Regions from separate parts of the Homo sapiens genome. Here region 1 is linked to region 2. Evidence: read pairs that join two places in POLR2A ChIA-PET (ENCODE). Cell type or tissue: CD4-positive, alpha-beta T cell. All regions are shown on one strand. Links, peaks and the distances in the headings refer to the core of each region. The heading gives the core; the rest is flanking DNA.

The links. ChIA-PET counts read pairs that join two places held together with the same protein. Peaks named below come from ENCODE experiments on the same cell type or tissue, not always from the same donor. Only the 100,000 strongest peaks of a DNase experiment are listed, where the experiment ranks them.
Region 1: POLR2A ChIA-PET joins it to region 2 with 7 read pairs; 6 of 35 experiments call an interaction of 5 or more read pairs at or near these places.

The regions. Positions count from the first base shown.
Region 1 is chr12:52,584,915-52,587,816 of GRCh38, forward strand. KRT72 (keratin 72) reads right to left here. Exons shown (of 9, transcript NM_080747.3): 7 at 2,717-2,902; 8 at 2,032-2,066; 9 at 675-1,258. The coding sequence ends at 1,068. Among named protein-coding and RNA genes, the nearest start is that of KRT74, 13 kb to the left of the region's middle. RefSeq lists an enhancer at 124-293 and a cis regulatory region at 209. In CD4-positive, alpha-beta T cell, for the core only: CTCF peaks have their summits at 1,165 and 1,366; a DNase peak (open chromatin) is centred at 1,287.
Region 2 is chr12:52,643,696-52,646,597 of GRCh38, forward strand. KRT2 (keratin 2) reads right to left here. Exons shown (of 9, transcript NM_000423.3): 8 at 1,840-1,874; 9 at 863-1,739. The coding sequence ends at 1,324. Among named protein-coding and RNA genes, the nearest start is that of KRT2, 7.1 kb to the right of the region's middle. In CD4-positive, alpha-beta T cell, for the core only: no CTCF peak of the experiment used is centred there; a DNase peak (open chromatin) is centred at 1,926; H3K27ac peaks cover 2,106 bases.

The DNA.
Region 1 (2,902 bases), core at 309-2,808, 59 kb before region 2:
ACTGCTTGACTTCATATTATATATTGCTTTGGTAGGTGCATATTTTCACTCTCCCTCTATGGGGCCAGTGTCTGTGCCTATTTTGTTTATTCTGGTATTCCCAGTGCCTGAGCAATGCCTAGCTCACTAAATATTTGTTAATTGAGCACTATTTCATATACACCTTAGATAGAGAGGCTACAAGCATATATACACACAGGCCTTACATGTTAGGGTGAAAAGGAAGTTGGTTAAAAGAAGAGGAAGACAGGGCCATTGTGTGGGAGCAGGACTGGGGAGTGAGTGGTGGGTGGTGGAGAGTGAGACAGTGGGAGAATGAAGGGAAGACCACTCGCTACACAGACAGTGAGTGTGCTCAACCATGGGTGCTTTGAGAACCAGAGCAGGAAGCCATGAGGAAGCTCTAACATCTGTATCTATCATGGGGTAATGATGTCTTGCAGGGCTATTGTGCAGAATAGGTGGCACAGGGCACGTGAAGCAATGGGCCTGCCCGGCCCTGGCCTCAGTAATACATTTCAACTGTTTACAAGGATCAGCCCTCACCCAGTGCCTACCTGGCTAAAACCAGTGAAGAGCCACATGAGCCCAGAGTGAAGCAAGAATCAGATGAAGAAAAGTTAAGGCACTGCAGATGGTGACATCCTGGGCAACAGATTCAACTGAGAACCAAACAGATTTAATCATTTATTGCAGAAGAAGCAGAGGACTGGACACAATCCCAATCAGAAGATGAAGAGAGTCCCTTGGTAGTGAAGGCCCAAGAAAGGCATGGGGGCAGAGGGGCTTGTAGCTGGCCTTGGGGAAACATCCTGGGTAAGTGTTGTCTTTGCATTTCAGGCAATGACCCAACGAAACGGGACCAAGAAGGAGGCCACTGAGAGAGCTCCTGACTGGACTCCTTGCATCGAAGCATCACACCTTGAGGACAACAGGGAGAGGAAATGGGGTTGGGACTGTAGTGACAGACAAAGCATTTCTTGACTTGGAAAGGGAGCCCAGGGAAGGAGAGGGAGGAGACGGGTGAGTTGGGAAGCCTTCTGCTCACAGAGCCAACCACTTGTCCATCATCTGGAGGCCTTTTTGGTGGCACAGCTGCTCCCCGAGGTTTTGGCAAGGGGATCCTTGAGCTCACTGCCACAGCTGCCTTTGGTCTTGACGTCTGCAGCTGCAGTTTTGTAGCTATAACTGCTTGAGGCGCCAAAGCCCATGCTGAAGCCAGCCCCTCCTGCCCCAGCATTGGTGCTGCTGATGACGGCTGGAATGGATGAGAGAAGACCTCAGCCCCCGTCAGCTCTAGCCCCACGTCAGAGCCCCTTCTTGGGCATCTCGGGCCACCTCCTTTACTCTCGCCCGCAGTGGCTTCCTGCTGAGATGGATTCTCTCTGTTGTGTGTTTCAGTCTACTAAGAGATTTTTATCAGCACTGATCATACAGCTTCAGTTTTCATGCACTTAGCCTCACACATTTTACCTTTTCCTATTAGTGTGTGAATTTCCCCCATGGGCAAGACCAAATGAAGAGAGGCACTTCCCAGGGCCCATCTGGTGCTGCTGGTCTGCTGATGAGGAAAGGGGCCACTGAGGGCCCTGTCTCTCAGCACCACAGCATCTCCACACAGGCTCTCCAGCTTTTACAGCTGAGGACATGCTCTCATTCACTCATTCAACTATTCCATCTCATTCATTCATTCCATCACTCAACCCTTCAGGCCCCTCAATTCCCCTTAACTGCAATCTGAGGCCTTTGCTTTGGTCAACAGAAAAATAATGTCACAATTAAGCATCAATCGTTGGATGATACACTCATGAGTATCATTTGATCTTTCTATAGGTTGTACTTTTGTCTCTCATGATAGTCTTCTCCATCCACTGCTTCCCCTTAGTTACTACAGCCAGCTCCTTCCTTTTTCCCTTAAGTCTCCCCTGAGCCCCCTCTGTCATTCTGATTTCTCTTTTGTGTCATGAATTAAAGGGACTCGGACTTCTGGTAAGGTGACCAAGGGCAGAACTGAGATCTGCAGATACTTACAGATGCTCACAGAATTTGGATATTCGCCAGACATCCTGAAGAAGGAGAAGAAAAACAGGTAAATCCCCCATAAATAATCACCCCAACCACCTGGAAGTCACCTCTGTGAATAAGCCTCTCCACGCAGAATGTGCCTTCCCAAACCCATCCTAGCCTCCTTTCTTCCCACACATCCCAGTGCGACCCCCACCAAGAAATAGAAAACTGAGATGAAAATCTGCTGCAAGGAGTCAGCCCTCCATCAAGACCCTTTAGAACTGCTTGCTGTGTGGGATCATTAGGCCTCCACTTCCCTCTAGTCATGCCACTGTTCTTAGACGATTAAGAAGAATGAGCTTACCTCCCCATTGGAGCCCCAGGCTTTGCTGGAGCGACCTTGAACTTGGACAGCCCTTAGAGGCCATCTTGCTCCTCCCCCCACCCACAAAAATGCACCATGAACGGTCGGGGATGCTGTTTCTCAAACATTGCCGGCATTAATACCTCCTCTCCCACAGCCTTTGGGATTTTTTACAACTTGGTCTTTCTTGCTGTCTAACTTTGGCCTTCCTAATCATGTGACAAGCCCATTTGCTGTATGGTTTTACTTCAGTAGGACCTAAACAGGACCAAACTGTTTGCCTTGGAGCTTCCTACCAAAGCAGAGAGAAAACTGGTCCCGACACAAGGGTATCCGGCCCCTCACCTGCACTCCTCGCTCTCCAGCAGCTTGCGGTAGGTGGCGATCTCCATATCCAGGGCCAGCTTCAGGCTCACGAGCTCCTGGTACTCACGCAGCATCCGTGCCAGCTCCTCCTTGGCCTGGTGCAGGGCGCCCTCCAGCTCATCCAGCTTGGCCCGGGCATCTTTCAGGGCGCAGTCCCCCCGCTGT
Region 2 (2,902 bases), core at 376-2,875:
TTAAGCCACAGCTACTATAACCAAACGCCACATACAGAAAGCTAAGCTGACCTAGCCTGAGCCACCAACTCCCATTTGGGCAACTCTGGCCTGTCTAACACCAACCCCAAGCATGCCCAATCCCACCTGCCCAACCATTCCTGAACTCCCTGGAAGCCCTGCTCAGGTGACATGGCCTTCCTGAGGAAGGGGCTGAAGGCATCTTCACACCCACAGGAGAAGGCCAACCTGATGGCAACATCCATGCGACAGGCCCCGGGGGCTGCGGTGAGAGAGGAGAGAAGGGCTTGTTTGCTGAGTGTGGTGGGACTCCGCTGACAGGAGGGGTGTCCTGTGAAAATAGAAGTGGCTGTTTTGGAGGCCACTTTAGAGTCCTCCAGACTCTTCCCAGGTATCCTCCTCCAGGCTTGCTCAGAGCCCCCGCAGAGACAGAGGCCAGGACCTACATCAGGCTGAGGAAGGTCTGCCTTGGAAGCTCGGAGCTTGGAAACTCACCACGATGGTGCCAGGGGCTCAGCGGTTTTGCCCTGAGGAGAAGTGATCCCGGGCCAAAGCCTTTGTGGAAAAGGGAGAGGGCAGTCTGTGGGAAATGCTCAGGAAGAATGGGTTTTTCTAGAAAAGAGACTCTTCCACAAATCTACCTGTCCACCTCCCGGCAATGCCATGGCCCTCAAGTCTGGTAAATACTTTCTGAGAACCACACACCCATCCCCAGGCTCCCATTCATCCAGAGGCTGGCGCCTGGGCTTCCCTCAGGGAGGCACGCTCCTCACCCAGGAGCCCCTCCTTAATGCCCAAACCTCCCTTGTCCATGGCTGCCCACTTCCACCAAGGTTTGACATCACGCAGACAGCACATGATATGAATTGCAAATGAGGTTTATTATGAAGACCCCCAGACCACAGCACTTCCGAAAGCAGAGTGGACAAGAGGAGCTATATACACAGAAACACATTTCCCCCCAGCACTGCCAGGCTTAGAGATGAAATCCCTGGATGGGCCTGGGTCCTCAACAGAATACACATCTGGAAAATGGGCAATGCAAAGAGGCATGGTGGGGGCGGGAATGGGCATGGCTAGAAGCACAAACCTAGACAGCACAGATTCCGCCCCAGAACACAGAGGCGTCACTGGCTCTAACTAACTGGTTTGGAGAGAAGATCTTTCAAAAACTGTATGTGGACATTCTTTTCCCTCAAAGTGCCATCAGAGATAAATGACAAAAATTTAACTTGCTGCCAGTTAGAGGTACAGAGACAGGCTTCTACATTCTGGAGTGGGAGAGTCTGGGTTGGGAGAGTCGGTGGTGGTGGGGGCTCATCTTTATCTAAAAGAGAAGGTCACGCTGGAACCAAAAGCTTCACCTGAGCTACCCTTTACAGAGCTAGAACCCCCACCTCCAGAGCCATATCCTCCTCCAGAGCTGGAGCCTCCTCTAGAGCCACCTCCAGAGCTGTGTTTTCCACCTCCAGAGCCATATCCTCCTCCAGAGATGGACCCTCCCTTAGAGCCACCACCAGATCCGTATCTTCCTCCAGAACCACCGCCAGAGCCATATCCTCCTCCAGAGATAGAACCTCCTCCTCCACTACCGCCTCTGGAGCCAGACTGTCGGCCTCCAGAGCCATAACTGCTGCTTCCAGAGCTGTATCCTCCTCCGGAACTGGACCCTCTACCTCCAGAACCTCCAAAGGCAGCCTTGGATGCCACATTTGATGAAATGGTGCTGCTTGTCACAGCTGCAGAGAGAGGTGGTGTTACCACAGAGATTATGACTGCCTCTCCCTGCCTCCACCTGACACAACACCCCATGGAACAGGACCACACCCCATTACTTACACACAGTCACATTGCTGCTGAGGTCTCCAGACATCCTGTAAGGGAGAGAGAAAAAACAAGTTGTGGTGGAACACTTAGGTTCTGTATGCATGTTGTTTTACCACTTCCACCCGCAAATGTGCAGTTTAGCCTCTCTAAGCAGCCACCAGGGCTTACACACCCCACTTTCTTCTATGCTGCCAGGTCACACAATGACGACAGACCCCCTTCCATTTATGCACAACCTTGCATGTCAATCCCTCTCAATTTTTGCTCTGATAAAAAATGAACAGTTGCGTGGTTGATCCAAGGTCACTGAAAAGCAAATTCACTTCCTACTTTGCAACCCATTTGTGTATTTAAATCCATCTTGGAGAGTCTGTTATTCAGAATCCATGCCACATCAGAAATTATACAATGAGGCTGCCTGTGAACATTCAGTTCAGAAAGAACTGTGACTCTGTAGAGCCTCCCCATTCCTCTCTTCTTCCCACCCTCTTCAGCTTCAACTGAAAACTTTCCCACTTCCTCTTACAAGCTGGGCATAGGAGGCATTGCCTCTAGACAGGGACAGAGCAACCTCCTGAAGAAAGCCACTCCCTGTTTGTCATGCTGGCTTGCTGATGGCCTGGGGTAGCTTTTCCCCTTCCAATTGCTTCAGCCAGATTAAGTCACCCAAGATGCTGATAATACGGACAAAGGTCTCAGACTACAGAGGAAGCAAAGGGTGCCTCTTTGAAAGTTAGCAAATGGTTCCATTTGTCACTCCAGAAACCTGCAAAGAACTGGGGCTGGCACCTGCTCCGGTCAGCACGTCCCCACCAGTCAGCACATTCCGAGACATCATCTCCCCCATTCTGGGTCACCCGGTGGAGGGCACAGAAGCCACTCACCCTATGGACCTAGAGACCAAAGTTTCAGACTGTCTAGGACTAACCTGTTTTCCCATGATTTTGTTTTCTCTTTCAGAAAAGACCAGGATGTTTAACTTACTGCTTAGTTTAATTTAATGTGCCTTATGCATCATTTCATGTTGATAAATGTGTAACTCTCCAATCATGCTTTATGTCCTGAGTTTCTGCTT